Regions from separate parts of the Mus musculus genome. Here region 2 is linked to region 1. Evidence: chromatin loops called from intact Hi-C (ENCODE). Cell type or tissue: left cerebral cortex. All regions are shown on one strand. Links, peaks and the distances in the headings refer to the core of each region. The heading gives the core; the rest is flanking DNA.

The links. A loop is a pair of places that touch in the nucleus more often than their neighbours do. Peaks named below come from ENCODE experiments on the same cell type or tissue, not always from the same donor. Only the 100,000 strongest peaks of a DNase experiment are listed, where the experiment ranks them.
Region 2: a loop joins it to region 1, with 2.0 times the contacts of the local background. A loop is called at or near these places in 4 of 42 quality-filtered maps.

What each region holds. Positions count from the first base shown.
Region 1 is chr3:138,796,848-138,805,395 of GRCm38, forward strand. The region is part of intron 1 of Tspan5 (tetraspanin 5); the gene reads left to right. Among named protein-coding and RNA genes, the nearest start is that of Tspan5, 59 kb to the left of the region's middle. In left cerebral cortex, for the core only: no CTCF peak of the experiment used is centred there; DNase peaks (open chromatin) are centred at 712, 4,356, 5,504, 6,061 and 3 more places; H3K4me3 peaks cover 477 bases; H3K27ac peaks cover 4,938 bases.
Region 2 is chr3:138,855,807-138,864,354 of GRCm38, forward strand. The region is part of intron 1 of Tspan5 (tetraspanin 5); the gene reads left to right. Among named protein-coding and RNA genes, the nearest start is that of Tspan5, 120 kb to the left of the region's middle. In left cerebral cortex, for the core only: CTCF peaks have their summits at 4,102 and 6,485; DNase peaks (open chromatin) are centred at 2,642, 3,567, 4,172, 5,394 and 1 more place; H3K27ac peaks cover 5,468 bases.

The DNA of each region.
Region 1 (8,548 bases), core at 118-8,117:
TGTGAGTCTGCTCAGCATCACCAAACATTCATCCTTCTAAGCCTTTAGAAAGCTCAAGAACTCATAGAAATAACCCTGTTGTGTTGTTTGGTACCAAGATGAAACATAGCCAAAGCTTGGGGGATTAGGACTGGGAAGGTTCCCAGAAGTAAATCTCAGACTTTCTGGATGATATTCCACCATGGCTTTTTGACAAAAGAGCAAGGCCTCAATGTAAGGCTCAATGATGACGTGTGTGTGTGTGTGTGTGTGTGTGTGTGTGTGTGTGTACATATCTATCTACCCACTCACCCACCCATCCATCCATCCATCCATCCATCCATCCATCCATCTATCTATCCATTCATCTACCTAGTGTTCTGTCTGTCTATCTGTCTGTCTGTCACCTCCCCCTTTTTAATCCAGACTCAATGTGTTTTCACACCTCTCCAGGTGAGCATCAGGCAGGGACAAGAAGTAGCAGACAGAGTGGCAGCTCAAAATGACCTAAGTAATTGTGGGTGGTCAGGAAAGTAACTGGCTTTTAAGTTCCTTCTGGGATTGGGCCTCCTCAGAGAGTGCATGGCTGGGTGGGGGTTGTGTGGCTGGCTTTGCCATGCTCTGGGGGCTGGATCCCACGGCCTGTTGCAGAGCCATTAGTGGGTTCAAGGGGAGGTGCATGGGTGGGGATGAAGTCAGAATTGTGGGGCAGGTGATGCAAGCACTTCCCTGAAGAGCCATCCCACTGCCTGGCCGCCTACCTGCTGACACCACCCAGCATGGCTTGTGAACGTCACGTCAGTTCATTGCCGCACAGACACTTTTAATTTGCACAAGCCAGAAGATTTACACTGGGGTTGAGATAGCAGAAGACGAAAAACCCAGTGGGTTAGTTCAGAGCTCTGACTTTGTTTCTGTTCCTCACCCTGGTGTGAGATGGCTAAGCAACAACAGGGCTAGAGTTCAGATCTATTGACGGCATACTTGCCTTGGTACCAGAATTTCTTCCTTTTGAAGTAGTTTAAAGTTTAAATTTTCTTCTTTCTATGTATGGGTGTTTTGCCTGCGTCTGTGTCTGTGCTGATAGAGATATCAGATCCCCTGAAACCAGAGTTACAGACTCTGGGGCCGGGAATGGAGTAGTACATTAAGAATGCCAGTGCTGGGAACTGAGCCTGGGTCCTCTGGAAGAACAGCTAATGCTTTAAAGCACAGAGTTGTCTCTCTGGCCGCTCCGTGGCTTGAGCTTCTGAAACGGGGTTTTTCCTAGAGGTCCACGGTGAATCTCCTTCAGCCACACCGTGGACCTCTGTGGTATTGAAGATGCGGCACTGAGGAGCGTCTGCAGCAAGCTGTGTATATTTAGTCCTAGGAGTGAGGATGCTAGACAAAGAGCTAGGTAGAGTGCAGTGTGGAGGAACTGGAAGGTAGCACGGAACAGTCTTGGTGTAGATGACAACCTGTAGTTTATGCATGGCATCCTGCTGTTACTACCGTGGTGCAAACGACCACGAGATGGTATAAAAACCTGTGAGTTCTGAGGTGCAGAAGGAGGAAAGAAACTAAAGAAGCATTAATGGAGGGAGGAGGCAGAGGCTATGATGAGGCAGGTCTAGCCTGTAAATCCAGTGAACTTCCCACCCTGAACTGACCTGAGTTACCCTGCAACAAGCATCCCCACCTCCTGCGATTTCAAGGCACCCATATGTCGCTGTGTGTCGCCTGTCACTTCATCTGGAAGAAGAGCATCCATGTGGAACATCAGTGGCACCTGTCTTGAAAACTCAGGGCCACTGTTGGTGAGGGGACACCAGTTCTTTGCATAGGGTACCCTCTGGTCAGATGGCCTTCCCAATCCGTGCAAGCAGTTTAGCAGGGGAAGGTGTTTTGATTTGGGGCAGGGTAGACAACATGAAGAATGTGGTTTTGGGATTGGGACACCAAATGGCCACATTCTGGGACTTTTTATCTGGGTAAGGTTGGGCTGGTGCGAGCATTGTGTATCAGGCATTTACAGAGACCAGGGAAAGGAGAGAGGTATGAGTAGAGCTTTGTCAACAAGAAACCTTGACACAGCCAAAATGGATAAGGAGCTTTTCTCAGTGTCTCCTGTACCATAAACTCATTCCCTTATCCCACTAGTGTTGAGAATATCAGGTACTCTGTAGGCTAAAGGACACTTGTAGGTCAGCCTTTAATTATTACATTAATCACAGTATGGAGTAGTACATTAGCTTCTGAAAAGCATGGAGGAATTACTCCAAATCATTTAAAATGCGTATCGGAAGAAACACATTTGTGAATATAAATAAAAGCATTATTTATAATATCACAAAAACCTGTAATTGATCCAAGCATCCCTCGCGTGGTGAATGGTGGAATACTACTCAGCCACAGAAAAGGAGTGGAATTCTGAATGTATATAGCAGCATGCATGGACACGCAGAAGCATTGTGTACATCCAATTAGATGATACTCCAGTGCAGACAAAAGTAGTCTGTGCTTATACAAAGCAGATGGATGAATGTCTGGGGCTCAGCATGTAGGGGTCAACAAGGGAACTTTGTGGCAATCGTGTACTGACCTTGACTGTAGAGATGGTTGAATGGTTGTATACACTTGTCAACACACTTAACTCTACATGCAACAGGAGTGGATTTTAAGTGAGTTGTATATCAAAGTATTTTTTTAAAGGCTCATGTTTAAATGTAAGGCAACTCCTTATAAATTTTGTTATCAATTATAGCTTTTTTTATCGGTAGGAAGGAGTTCAAGTTTCAAAGCATGTAAAAGTGACGTTTTAGATTATAATCTGTGCAAAACGGGGAACTGTTCATATGCTCAGGCTATCACTCCATTTTAATTCTCTCTAAACAAACTTCTGGATTCTATTATTTTCAGAGGGCTTTGGAGACCATTTTAAAGTGCATGTTTTCCCAGGATTTTCCTGTACCTCTTTGGCAAGCTTCATACTTACATTGTTTCAAAAGTATAAATAACAGCAGAAGAGAGCTCTGTTTTTGGCATACTCCTTTGTCCTTTCCTGTTGTCCTGATTCTTTTATGTTAAATCAGCCTGCAGTTCCCGTCCCTTCTGCCTTTGAACTTAGAACATGGGCTCCCGGTCCTTTGCAGGCAGACCCAATGAAGAGAAAGCATACTGTGCATGGCAGAAACTGGGTAGGACAGAATGCGGGTGCCTGCCTGCCCAGAGCGAGGGTAGTGAAGTGTGGGAGCAAATTGCTACTTGATAAGCACTTTGGGTTTGGAAATCTGGTGTCACCCACCTGTGTCCCGTGTGGTAGCGCCTATTCTTTATCCTCCCCCCCCCCGCCCCCTCGCTCCTCCTCCTCCAGGTCCTGTGGAGTCAGCTACTTAAACTCATGGTCTAAGACCTCAAAATTTCACAGTGATCTGTCGTCACAACAAATCTAAAATAATAAAAGGTAATTATGTTTCTGAAGGTACCAGTCTTTTGCATGCTTAGGACTGAGTGTGCATTAAAGTGGGCTATTGAGTTTTTGAGGGGAGGGGACTGGGGTGTGATAGTGTGTTCGGGTCTAGGGCCAGGCTGTATGTGGTCTACCCTACGGTTGGTGGCCTGGACTTGCCCTTTTCCTAGAAAAAGCAGATCAGAAAGAACAGGCAGTTCTGGCCCAGCTTCTTGACGATCACCTTTAACCCCCTCAGTGCTGACATCTGGGCTGATGGAGCCCGGGCCCTCTTGGGGATGTGGTGTAGGTCAGGAGGCTTGGGTGTTCTGCCCATCAGGGCCCTGAGGAACCCTCTGTTTTTGGGGAGATAGCTTATTTTGTGAGCTTGAGGAACTCAGCTCTGAGTTGAGAATGCCATTTCACAGGGTGTGATACTTAGCCATGTCAACTTCCATGAGGTTTACGGTCGCCTAGGCGACAAATCTCTGGGTGTGTCTGTGAGGGGTTTTCTGGGTGAGGTTTACTAAGATGGGAAGACCCACCTAACAGTCAATAAAAAGGAGACCGTGAACTGAGAGGGAGCAAGTCTCTTTATGCTTCCTGACAGCAGATGCAACCAGGCCAGCTGCCTCGGGCTTCTGCCGCTGTGACTCTCTGATAGAATGGACATCACCCAGTATCTGTGAGCCAAAATAAGGGCCCCCTTCCTTAAGTTGCTTTATCAGGTACTTTGTCACAGCCAGAGGGCAAGTAATCACTGCAGAGGGATGTCTAGAACATTAGATGTGATGAGGGAGTGTGGTAGGCCTTTGTAAACCCTTCTCTGTTGGGAAGCTGGCTTTGGACCAGCTGCCGTGGAGCCGAGCCGACTGCCTGGTAACGCCTTGTGATGTCTGGTAACGCCCTGTTCATTTTATAAATCCAGGGGACGCGGAGGGAACAAGGCCAGAATAATTTGCAGTCACAGGTGCTGCTTTGTTAGCAGCACAGCCTTTTTGAGATGGGGACAGTGTCCCTTCATTTCCTGGTTTGCTCTGCACGTCAGTTTAATACACAGGCATGTGACTAGAATCACAGACCATGGCTGCCAGGCTCCGAGTAAATGCGCTCACTGGAGGCTCATTACCTGTGATTGCAGACACAGGGAGGAGATTTGACTGTGGAAATGGAGCTTGATGTGCTATTGAAATAACTTGGCAGGTCGGTAGGAAAGGCGTGGGGGGTGAGTAGAAGGTGGGGGGGGGGCTCCCACAGTGATATCCCCTCCACACATCGGTAGCAAGCAATATTGTCCCATCTGATGAGACATGCACTGTATTTTGTTCTGCTCTACAAATAAGAAAACTCCTATCTATACTTATCACAAAGTGATGAAATTTTGGGGGATCATGATAAGTATTTTTTAAAAGCTTAATTGTATTATTGGTGTTCCAGCTTCGGACTTATTTCTGGTGCCCTATAAGTGGCCAGCAGCCTGGTCCCTGGGTGCAGATCTAGGCAGTGGGAGAAAGGAAACAATTATCCAGCAAATGCGAAGAAATCCTGCCAAGGAGCAAGAAAGACACCCCTCACCCCCTGGCCAATTACAGAAAATTGGTGTTTATAGGGAATTAAGTTGTCTGGTAATGATGCTTTCTCTTCCTTTGTCTGGTAGAGCCATCGTCAGAGCCATAAGTGAAAGAAAGCCAGAGTGTTTCCGGCCTCTGTGCTGAGGCGGTGACCCTGCCTGTAAGCACCCACCTTTGGGGGCTCAGCCGCATTGGGAGCAGGATTGAGCTTACTTCCAGGAGCCTAGTTGACCCTAAAATACAGTGAAGCGAGTGAGGTGTGTTTATTCCAGCTTGCTGGCTCTGCTTGCTATGCGGGAACTTGGTGTTCTGGTGTACAGCTGTCTGGTGCTAAAGATGACTTGGGTCTGGGTTGCAGCCCGTGTCGATCCTGGGAAACTCTCTTCCTATGTTGGGAACATTGAGAGGGTCCTGGGGTGTGACTCTAGTCTCAACAGCGCTGCCTTCTTACATCACTCTACCTGTCCTGGATCTGCTTTCCCACGGGAACAATGTCACGGTACTTTCTAGGCACCGTCTACAGTTTGTAATCTATCTTCTCACCCGAAGAATGGTATGGCACGTGACAGACATGAAGACATCTTTAGAAAACAAAGCTCTCCACGAGTGTAAACTGTGACTGATGACACACTCAGTGACCTTATCTGAGAGCTCATATTAGAGAGACAGTATTTGCATCTTTTAGGGGCCCATGTACCAAGGTAAAGCCGTGGCTTCCCTCCTTGAAGCCCTTTAGGGCACATCAAGATGCCTCAGGGGACTGAATCTAAGCATAACTGGATTTTATTTGCTTTCCACTTCTCCTTTGTTTAATCTGCTCTGTTCTTTATTTCCGAGTACTGGGAAGGATAGGAAATATGTAAGATTTTTCATATCAGTAAACAGAAATAAATGGGAGGCCCGTGGAAAGAGAGAAGAGACTATATTAAACATATTCAAAGCAAGAGGCAGGAGAAGGGAGTCTGTGAAAGTTGGCAGCCGGCAACCCCAAGGTTCGTCTTAAGAAATGACAGGCTTGGAGAGTGAAGCGCGGGGCTGTAGCATTTTTGGAAAATTGAAGTTAACACCAACGCTGCCCTTTCTTTGCTCGGCGAGACATATGGCAGGGACAGATTCCTGTGATCCTCTGCAGTCGTGTGACATTGGCGCATTTGGCTCGTTTTTTTTTAAAAAGGCTCAGCAAAGTCTTAGGAGACAGAACGCCTCTTTACCTCTTTCATCCTGTGGGCCCACGAGGAAGTTAATTCCTTTTTAACTTTTTGAGACATACTGGTTTCACAAAACAGGAAAATAAAGGGTCTCTCAAAGGACTGAGATAGACTAACCAGTCTGCAGAGTAGGCAGGAGCAGGCTGAGCGACAGGACAAGACAGGATGGCTGGCAAAGGGCGTGGTGAGGGCATGGCGGTGGTGCTGCATGCCTTGAGGCCTTGCATCGGATCCCCACCGTATGAGCATAGGATCACCTGCGGGAGGACACTGCAGAGGACTAGAAAGCTTATGGCCCATGTCAGAGCACCGGGGTGCTTCTGTACTGTACCTGTCCTGCGTACTGCAGAGTTCCTGGTCAGGATTCACTCACATGTGAGTATAGCAGTATGTGCTTGCTTTCCTGGAGCCAAGGAAAAGGCAGACAGCTTAAGAAGAGACTGAGTAATTAGGTTTATTTAGAAGGTGAGAGACAAATTGGCAGTGTGGATATCCAGGAGAACACAAATAGGTCTTTGTTTGTACCCCAGACCTTTAGAAATCATGGAGTCTGGGTGCTCCTAGATTATTCTGTAGCCACAGGAGATTTGACTGGCTTGTGCCAGACAGTCTCTATAATTGAATTCTTGGTGCCCACTGCATACCACCTCCTTCCCAGCATCCTCGGCTCCATTTGGTTTTGTGTCTGCCATGTCACGACTGGACCACGTTTTCCCTTCTCTGGCTTCTTCACGTTTCTTGGAGGACGGCTTGGGAGCAGCCCCTTGGCACACAGTGGTGTGCTCTGGGTGCTAGCCACGGCAGGACATCCGCTACAGGAAGAACTGCTATCCCTCTGCCCCCTCACCCTTGGCTGGTGGCCGTGCCCCCTTCCAGCTGCCAGGGGGTTCAGTTCCTTGCCTTTGTCTATAGGGTGGGGGAGGGGGGAGCACTACCTCCTTGGCTCCCCATCTTCATTTGGAAGCCAAAGTCGCTCCTCCGACGGGGCACTGTGTTGCCTAGGCATGCAGGTGGTCCATGGGAAGATTGGAAAGGGTTGCTGCTACTTGGTGTGTGGTGAACTGGCAGGGGAGTGTGGAGTGCCATTGCTTGTGGCTATGAGGGAGCTGTAGAAAGAGCATCTATAGTTAGACCCTGTGCTGAAGAGCCCCTTTCCACGTAGTCTGTGTAGACCCTGGAGACTATAGAAGCCGCTTCTCTCTGGATTAACTGTCGCAGCAGCCTCCTCTGGAGGATCATTGGCAAGTGTTGTAAAAGCCTCAGCTTCCTCCTGGTGTAAGTGAAGAAGAGCTTATCTGCCTTCTTGCCTGCTTATGAAATAACTAGAGGGTCACCCGTTCATCTACATAGTCAGTGTCCTACACCTATCTCTGCTTTTTTTTTGAAAAACTTGTTACCTTGGAAACAGTGCCCCAGCTTAGAAATTACATAAGGCTAGCTGTCTGGTTTTTTGTTTTTTTTTTTTTTTTTTTTTTTTTTTTTTTTGTATTTTGTATTTTGTATTTTTGTTTTTCTCCCCACAGGAAAAGCAGAGGAACAGGGGAAAGGTTATAGATTTTTTTTTTCTAAAATATCTTCAGGGGTTAGGAGAACAGGGTGGGGAAGGAAAGGGAGAGATGTGTTCTTCTGGTAACATTTGTAGAATACTCAGCTGAAGTTCTTTAAAGATACGATTTGGTTGGTAGCCAGTGAGCTCTAGCGGCCCATCTTCTCAGCGGAGGACTTTGCCTTCACATCTGGATGGAATGAGGACACTTCCATGGTTCTGAAAGTCCTTTGCTCCACGAGTGAGGAGCCTGGCATCCAGAGGTGACATGAGTCACACAAGGGCATTCAGAATCTTCTGTAGAATTCACCATTCCCGACTCAGATGCTGTCAAGGCCGAGGGAGGGAGGTGTCTGAGAATATTATTGTCTGGAAGTCAAGTAGCAGTCAGCTTGCTTGCTTGGTGAAGAAACAGAGCAACCTGGCCTCACGTTTTCAGTCCCTTGTTCCTGGCAATAAAAGGATGCTGTGCACGGAAATTGTCAAAAACATGCCTTCCCATCCAAAGCCTGATCGGTCCTCTTGGTAACTGTTTTGTCTTTTTGGTTTTAGTTTTGTGAAGTTCCTCTCACTTTGCTTTTCTATAGTGATCTACCTACGACATGAGGAAACACACTGACTTTTATATGTTTTCTTCTTAAAAATGTATATGGAACGTGTTAGCCCAAGGGAAGTACAGAAACTTAGAAAGAGTTTTGAGGAAAGCGGTAAGTTTTAAACTCAGCACAGTGTTCCAGTTGTGCCGTTGAGGCAAATGTTTGGTGTAGTAGTGGGGACTGTGTAGAATTTCTTTCTGAATGTTGTTGTGTATTCA
Region 2 (8,548 bases), core at 152-8,151, 59 kb after region 1:
AATCTCACATGTCAAAAGAATGAAGGGAGAAGAAGGCATCTTCTTAGCAGTCTTTTGAGATGTAATTTGAGAGCCACCAAAATGGTATATATGGCTGATATCAAGACAATTGTGACTTTCCCTTGAAAAGCTCAGCACACACACACACACACACACACACACACACACACACATATATTTTTCTTCCTTTGTGACTCTTAATGAATCCCAGTCATGCACTTGGGTCTGTCTTATTTTCCTGTGAGCTCCCCCCTTTCTTTTAATCTTTATTTTAGAGCCCATTTTAAAATAATCCAATTTTACTTTATGAACTGATAGTCCTGAAATTCTTTTCTGCCTTGAAGCCAAACTTGAGGCCCATGGAAAGAGTCTCCAGACCATGAGTATGGTGACGTGGAACTCTGTCTCAATCCCCTTCACCACCGACAAACCTAGGCCCATTTACCTAAGGGTCCATAGCTGTCACCGTTCACCCTTCTGCTTGTTGTCACAAAGTCCTCTGGCCTTATGGCTTCTCATAGTCTTCGCGCAGATTTTCCTGCTCCTTCCCGCTTTGGCTGGTGTCTTTCTCACCAGGATGGCTGCAATGGCCTCCCAGCTAGCCTAACTACTAACAGCTTGGCCTCTTTCCCTTTGTTCTCTGTACTGTAGTGAATAAGTTGTCCAAGCTGCAAACCTAGCCCCCCCCCCCCCCCGTCCTGCTTGGAGCTCTCACTTGGTCTCCCATGGCTTGGTGGTCCCTGGGTGTACACACCACACATGGTGTGCTAACCATGCCCTAGCTTAACCCTCTGGCCTCTAGGTTCTCAAGCTTAAAACATCACCTGCCTGGGATTGAAGAGATGGCTCAGCTGTTAACAGCACCTCTTGTTCTTACAGAAGACTCAGGTTTGCTTTCCAGTATCTTCCTAGTACCTTGTAACCCAGTTCTAGGTGCCTCCTTCTGTCCTTTCTGGACACAAGGCACACATATGACACGCTCGTACCTGTAGGCAAAGCACTCATTCACATAAAATAAAAACCAACCTTTTTCTTTAAAAAAGCCACGCATCTCGGTGACTGTGCAGGCAGGTTACGGAGAGAGCTGGCTGCCTTCAGCCAGTTTTCATGGGGCGGGATGAGGGATGCCTGAGATGGTGCATTTCTGATAAGTCCCCTGGTGCAGAGCCATCCTGTGAGGACCACTGCTGGCCTGAGCCTTGTCGCACGCACGCATACTTGCAGACCCCTCAAGGGACCCACCATGCCACACTTTGATCCTTCTGCATCTACTGTTGCCTGTGCAGGAGTGAGGCTCCCTTTGTCTCCCCTTTCAAACACAGCTAGAATGTTGCTTCCTAGGAAGTTTCCTCTGTCAGCACCCCCACCCCAATGCCTCTGTTTCTATGGCAACTTGTCTATGCCTCCAGGAAGACTCCATTCCCTGCACCTAAGTTGTGATTTTATTTATGTGCCCCCATTAGCTCTCTAATAAAAGACATCATCTGTTGTTGTTTTTTTCCCTTTTGGGGGAGGGGCGGGCAAGGAGGATGGCATTCAAGACAGGGTTTCCCTGTATAGCCTTGGCTGTTCTGGAACTGGCATTGTAGACCAGGTTGGCCTGGAACTCAGAGATTCATCTGCCCCTGCCTCTAAGTGCTGGAATTAAAGGTGTGTGCCACCCCTGCCCGGCTTTCTCATTCTCCTTTCTATCCCTGGCACCTAGCTCCGTGCCTGCTCAGTCCTGAACATATGAAACATGTTGTATGATTTAATCCTTCTTCCACCATTACAAAGAAAAATCCTATTTTGAATTGTATTTGTGTTAACTATTTGTTTGTTTGTTTTAGCTCTTAAAACATGTCTGTGGTATTTTGCTTTTAAGTTAACAAGATCTTTGAGTACAAAAGCTGTGCATCTAAGAGTACTAAACTTCTAGACCGAGTTGGTGAGTGCTCTGCATCTTGCTGCTTAACTCAAACAGTGAGAGCCTCTTCCCACAGAGGTTCATGCTTGCCTACAGATAACTGACTTTTTACGCCTGTAGTCTGACATACTTCCAGTCCATTTCAGCCTTCAGTGCGCCCCTCTGGTGTGTTTTCAGCCTTGGCTTTGTCTAATGGCTGGGGGAGGGGTAAGCAATAGAGCAGCCCATCAGGGCAAGCCTTTTTTAAATTTTATTTATTTATTTTTTTAACTGTAAGACAAGCAAAGATTAGTGAGCTGTAAGCTTGCAACTTCCACGTTTCTATCCAGAAGTGGATAGCTAATCCCTCATGTTCCTTTTTTATATGCTTGCATTGCCTGGGTAATTTCCAAGAATATGGATTTTATTGCTTGCGTAGCCGTCCCCCTCCCCATCTCAGATTACAAGCTCTTGCTCAAAATGTCAAGGTCCAAGTTCTAACAAAGAGCTCTCTAGACCAGACTGCCTCAGACTGTGGGCATTTCTTTAAGGCCTTCTCCTGGAACAGTGTGCATTCAAAGGGAAAAGCCCTTTCATCGTCTCTGGGAAGATACTGCGGGCTCTTGGTGCTACGCAGTTCCAAAGAAGTCCCCCTCCTGGCCCCTTTTTCCTTTCCCAGGCTCTGTGTGATGGACTGCTCCAGATCCTGTTCTTGGCTTCGAGCCCCAGCAGTCTGTGTCCGCAATCCCATAAACAAGCAGAGGACTAGCCCTTCAGGTGGATGGTGGAGACTGAATTAAGTATTCTTGCCTCTCGTGCCCGGTCACAACAGCTGGCCCAACAGTTTAGAACATCTGGGGTTTTCATTGAGCTGCCCTGAAAAGAGATCACAGCTTCGTACAAGTCAGAGGAAGCCCCCAGCACTGTGGTTGTAGGCTTCTCTGAATGTTTTGCTCATGCAGCATGAGAATTATGTGGATCCCCTAAAACTGTGGGTGTAGGTATTTTATAGCCATTCATGTAAAGGAGCAGAATAGATCTCAAACTAGAGTCCGTTAGTGTCTCTTAAATATATAACTATTTGGAGCACAGTTCTGGAAGGATGCTCAAGCCGGTGACAGAAGAAGGAGAATTAAACAGCACTCAGGGGCCGTCCGTCACCTTTGCTTTATCCATGCACGTGCTCAGTGATTAGTATAGGCCCTGACTGTCCTACTGTCTGACGTGAGGTGTTGTCATTCTTTCCAGTCCTGTGTACACATGTAGGCAGGACAAGGCCATACCTGGTATGGCAGGGAAGCTCTGAGGACAAGGGGGCCTGAGTTCATCTTCTACCAGGGCTTTTCTGACTCTGAAAGGGGAGCTGCCTGTTAAGGTGGCCACTGTGGGAGGAGTTGGGGAGCAGGCAGGGTAATGTCTGAGGAGCGATGGGGGGCAGGGAATAATCTGCACAGACTCCTTGCTTACAGTTGGCTTTCATGTGGTTTCGTGGACCCCACAGTTTGCAGCAGTTAGTAACATCAGTCATTGGTTAGATCAGGCAAGGCCTGCAGGCTCTGGGAAGCCAAAGAACCCTTCAGGGATTCCTGCCCCATCTGAGGACACAGTGTAGTCTTCTCAGTGGCCTGTGCAGCCTGACACAGCCTGGCTACTGTGAGCCTCTGAGCTGTGCTTCTCCGTTCCTGGCACTTTGTGTCCCGCTTTGTCGCCATCTGTCCGGGGCCTCAGTCCAGATGTCTGGCTTCGGCTAGGGTGCTGTTCGGACATCCGCCAGTCAGCTCTTCCTTCCTTCATGGTGCCCAATGAACATGTATTTTTTTCCCCTTAATATTTATTTTGTTTTTATTTATGTGTCTCTCTGTGTGTATGCTCCAAAGAGGATGTTTAATCCCCTGAACTAGTGGGGCTTGAACTAGTGGTTGTGAGCTGCCCAACAGGGGGTACTCAGACCCCATGTCTAGTCCTCTGTAACAGCAGCAAACTCTTAACTAATGGAGTCATCAGATACTAATCCCTGTCCCTCTCGTGGGTTTGCTCTAGTCACTCTGCAGTACCTGCAGTTGCCTTCCACTTGGCTTTCTCTCCTCACTCTGCCCTCCTCCCTGGCAGCAGCCCTGAGCAGCCCGCTCATCTGTGACTTTCTATTGCTTGTCTTTCCTTGCGCTGCCCTGCTAGCGTGTCAGTGCTACAAAGCAGGCACTTGTCCGCTCAGTTCCCTGACTTGTCCGAAGCCCTCCAGTGGCTGCATTGCCGGTTGTAGTTGCCCAGCAGGCTCTGCCTTTCCCGAGTTGTATTATGGTACTGTGCAGCACCAGGGCTAGAGGTCCCTAGGCAATATGTACTGGGGCCACAATTAGATGGCCTTGTGACTATGTAAAGGGAGAGACATTGGCCCTGGCCTCCATGGGAATTGTCCTGTTTACAGAGTCGAGTTTTGTCTGTCATGCCATCTTATCAAGACCATTCTGGACAGTTGTAAACTGGGACATCAGAGCCCAGTGGCAAGAGTAGGATTGATTCTCTGTTGGTTGAATTTTCTGCCAGCTCATACTTTGGCAGGAATTGTACTCAGGGACTTTTTTTCTCCTGAAATAACTCCCCACCCTACCAAGACAGGTGTTGTATTAGTGGCTGTACATAGGATACCTGTATAAGCTGGCTACCCATCTGCCAGAGCTGCAGTGTTGGCTCAGAAAAAAGGAGAGTGAGAACAAGTGAGCTTCTCTGCTGGCTCATTGGTCTGTCCAGGGAAGGCGGTAGGTGCGCCTCGCCTGCCTGTTCCAGCGGAGGTTTACATTCTCAGAACGTTAGTCCGCTGTTGGTGAGGCTGTTGGTGAGGCTCGGCTTCCTGCAGTGCTGGTCGGGAACTTTGTTTCAGTCTGGACAGATCGCAGGTGAAATTGCTACATCTTAAGCAAACAGGAGTAAGGAGTGCTCGTTTAGAAGCCGCTTAAGAACTTGGATGGCTGGGCCCTGGTATGTAATTGCTTCTTTTTAGGAATACAAGTAGCAGAGGTGACAGAAATATATGATGATGGTAAAATAATTTAGTTTTCAAAAATACAAAACGTGAGATTTGCTTCCCAGAGAATTCAGTTAGCAGCCAAATACTCAAACAAGAAAAACATCCTTCAGAATTTCTGCTAGGTCCAGCCAGCCCTGAGAACAGCACCCAGAAGTCGATTCTGTCTGCAGAGCAGTAGGTTTTATTTCCCCTGTACTGGGAAGTTGAAGACGGGGCCCAGTGTGTGCTTGGAAAGCACTAACCACTGAGCAGCAACCCAGACCCACATTGGAATGTTGAAGGGCCATAGTTTCCAGGTATAAGACCAATTACCCTTCACACCTCCATCCTGTCATTACCGGAAAACACTTCTCAGTAGTTCTCAGTTCTGCCCACGTTTCCTCCATATCCTGGACACGATCAGCTCCTGCCTGCTCCTCCCTCATCTTCCTTTGGATCCCTGTGGATCCAGACGTCTGCAACCCACATGGTGATTCTTCTCCTCAGTGCCAGCCTGTCCCACCCACTCCCACCCACCACTCAGTCTCACAGATGGTCCCTGAGAATCCTCCTGTCACCAGGGTGATGAATGGGCGCCTTACAAGGTCCAAAAGTGCCGTGCCACACTTGCGTCTCTGATTGCATGCCAGCCCCTCCCATCTGCTGTTGTTAGCCACACAGATTTGGTGACTTGTAATTCTCTCCTTACCACGGGGCAGTTTTATTCTTTCGTGACCTGAAAGTCCTCTGAACTGTAAGAGCTATGTCTGTTTTTTCTTATCTCCTTTTATCTTGAGACGTGTAAGGTCAAGTATAAAGTTGGGACTCAAAGCGACTTGGAATACTGGAAAGGTGGCTTTTTGAAGTGTCCATTTCGTGCCAGTTGGGATGGGACACTGTTCCAGTCCAAAACAATGGAGTCTGCCAGGATGAAAATAACTGGATATGGAAGAAGAGCTTTTCCACTTGACAGTGGGGCAGATGCATCCTTCTGGAATCACCCTGTGACACCCGAGACTATTTTCCTTTCCAGTTTTGCCAAAGCATCAGTTGTGCTGGCTCTGGAATCCAGGTCTAGCTTCCGTCACTGTACCACTCTTGGTTCCCATGGGGCCATTCTCAGTTCTGGCAGAAGAATGCACCTTGGATGCCTAGACATCAGAGGAGCAACTTAGAGTATTAGGGCAAGCACTTCCCAGTGTTTCCACTGTGAGCTGGTCTATATAGAGAGGGCGTTTTAGACATTAGGGGACACACAGGATGAGCATGCTCAATCTGAAAAACCATAGGTTTGTAAGTACCGCTCTAATGGCTGAAAGGTTTTGGATTTTCATGCTAAAGCTGTTTAACTGTAGTAACCAGCAAAGTCTATGCAAATATACCCCAATTCAGTAAACTCTGAAATATGAAATACTCCGTCCGGTTCCAAGCATTTTAGTAAGGGTAATATGCAGGGCTGGAGAGATGGCTCAGTGGTTAAGAGGGGCTGGAGAGATGGCTCAGTGGTTAGGAGCTCTGGCTGCTCTTCCAGAGGACGTGGGTTCAGTTGCCATGTATACATCCATGTGGCAGTATATATCTATAACTCAGTTCCAGAGGATTGGATGATCTCTTCTGGCTTGTATGGGCACTGCAAGCAAAATGCCCACACACATAAAAATAAGTAAAATATTTTAAAAAAATCTTTTAAAAGGGAATATTCAGTAGTACCTATTCCCTGAGTGACACAACTCAAGCACAGGCCTGTGCAGTGCTGGGAGAAACATTGTTTCTAAATGTATTCTGCTATCTGTTAAATAAGAGTGATGTCAAGTATCTATCTACTGCATGGAATTGCTGTGGGATACTTCAGGTGAACATTATTCTGCACAGATGCAATTTAATGCAGGCTTATATTTTCCAGGAGTTATGCTTTAAAAAAAGATAAAATTAATTATAAGTTGAAATTTGCCAAATAAAATCTTAACATTTCAAAGCAGAATAAATAACGAAGCACCAGCTAATGGAATGGCCTATATCCTTTTCATTCCTCCTAGCTCTCGGAACCTGGCTGGTGCGCATGGAACAAGCGCTTGCCTTTGCACCTCAGTATGAGCTTGTTGCCTACCAGGTGATCACTGGCTACCACACTGTTAGTACTGGTTTTGGAATGGGGCCAGACATGGTGGCACATGCCTTTAGTTCCAGTACTTGGGAGGTAGAGGCAGATAAACCTTTGTGAATTTAAGGCCAGCCTAAGTCTGCAAAGCAAGTTCCAGGCCAACCAGGAGATGAGACCTGGTGAGATATGTCTCAAAACAACAAGTGTCCTTAGTAGGACCTTCTTGCTGGAGATGACTTTGCTTGCAGGACTCAGAAACCAAACTGGAACTGACCTGGAATCGTCTTTACTCATTAATGCTTGGCTTTCATAGTGACCAAAGTACTAGCTGGGCTGCTGGGAGGAAAAGGCATCCATGAGCTTACCCAGTGGTGAGCCCTGCATGCTGCAGTACCAACCTTAGAGGGAAAACGTGCCAGCCAGAAGTCATGGCTTGTCAAAGGCCAGTGGCTGACATGGTCGCAGGTCCTTGGAGGCAACGTGCTCCTGTTGTTCTGGGAAACGGACATGTTACCAGGTTTTCTTGTAAATATGTGTTTTTATTCCACTAGGTTAGTGTTACTCTCAGTCTTGATCTTTTTGTATTAAGCGATGGTCAGTAAAAATTCTTATTTTTAGTCAGGCGGTGGTGGTGCACACCTTTAATTCCAGCACTTGGGAGGCAGAGGCAGGTGGATTTCTGAGTTCCAGGACAGCCAGGGTTATACAGAGAAACCCTGTCTTGAAAATCAAAAACAAAACAAACAAACAAAAAAAGATTCTTATTTTTTTTGAGAGAATGTTTTATTTATTTTTGAATTATTTATTCATTTTATGTATATGAGTACACTGTAGCTGTCTTCAGACACACTAGAAGAGGGCATCAGATCCCATTAGAGATGGTTGTGAGCCACCACGTGGTTGCTGGGAATTGAACTCAGGACCTCTGAAAGAGTAGTCAGTGCTCTTAACCAATGAGCCATCTCTTCAGTCCCAGTGGCAGCAGTGGTTATCTGCTTAACACGTACACAAGATCGTGCCAGTCTTATAATTACAGCAGGGGGGAGGGGAGGGGTGGGGAAGGGGCTCATGATGATCCACCCCTACCTGAGGGCTGTTGGCTTAGGAGGAGTCAGTTTGTCTTTGGGAATGTGGCCCATCCTCAGGCATACAGCACTAACTGGACTCACTGAGGTAATTGTTAGTGAAAGAAAGAGAGAGGACGTGGAGATGAGGGGGACATATGTTTGGGGAGCCTGTGGGAGAAAGAGGGAGGTTCCTCATGGATACAGATCATTGTATAAATGTATGATAATTTAAAAATTTAGTATCTTGGGGCTGAGAGTATAGCTTAGTGATAGACACCTGCTTAGCTGTTTAAGAGGCCCAGAACTGGCCCTAGTACCAAAACCAGAAATGAAAATAGCGACTTAGCTCATATTTAGCATCCAACTAAAGTATTGTTACTCATTTTACAACTTCAACACTTTGATGGACAGACATTCGTGCCAACATTTGCATACACTGCTGTGTGGGAAGAACGTGGGGTTCGGTTTTGATTCTATCTCAGTAGAGTAAC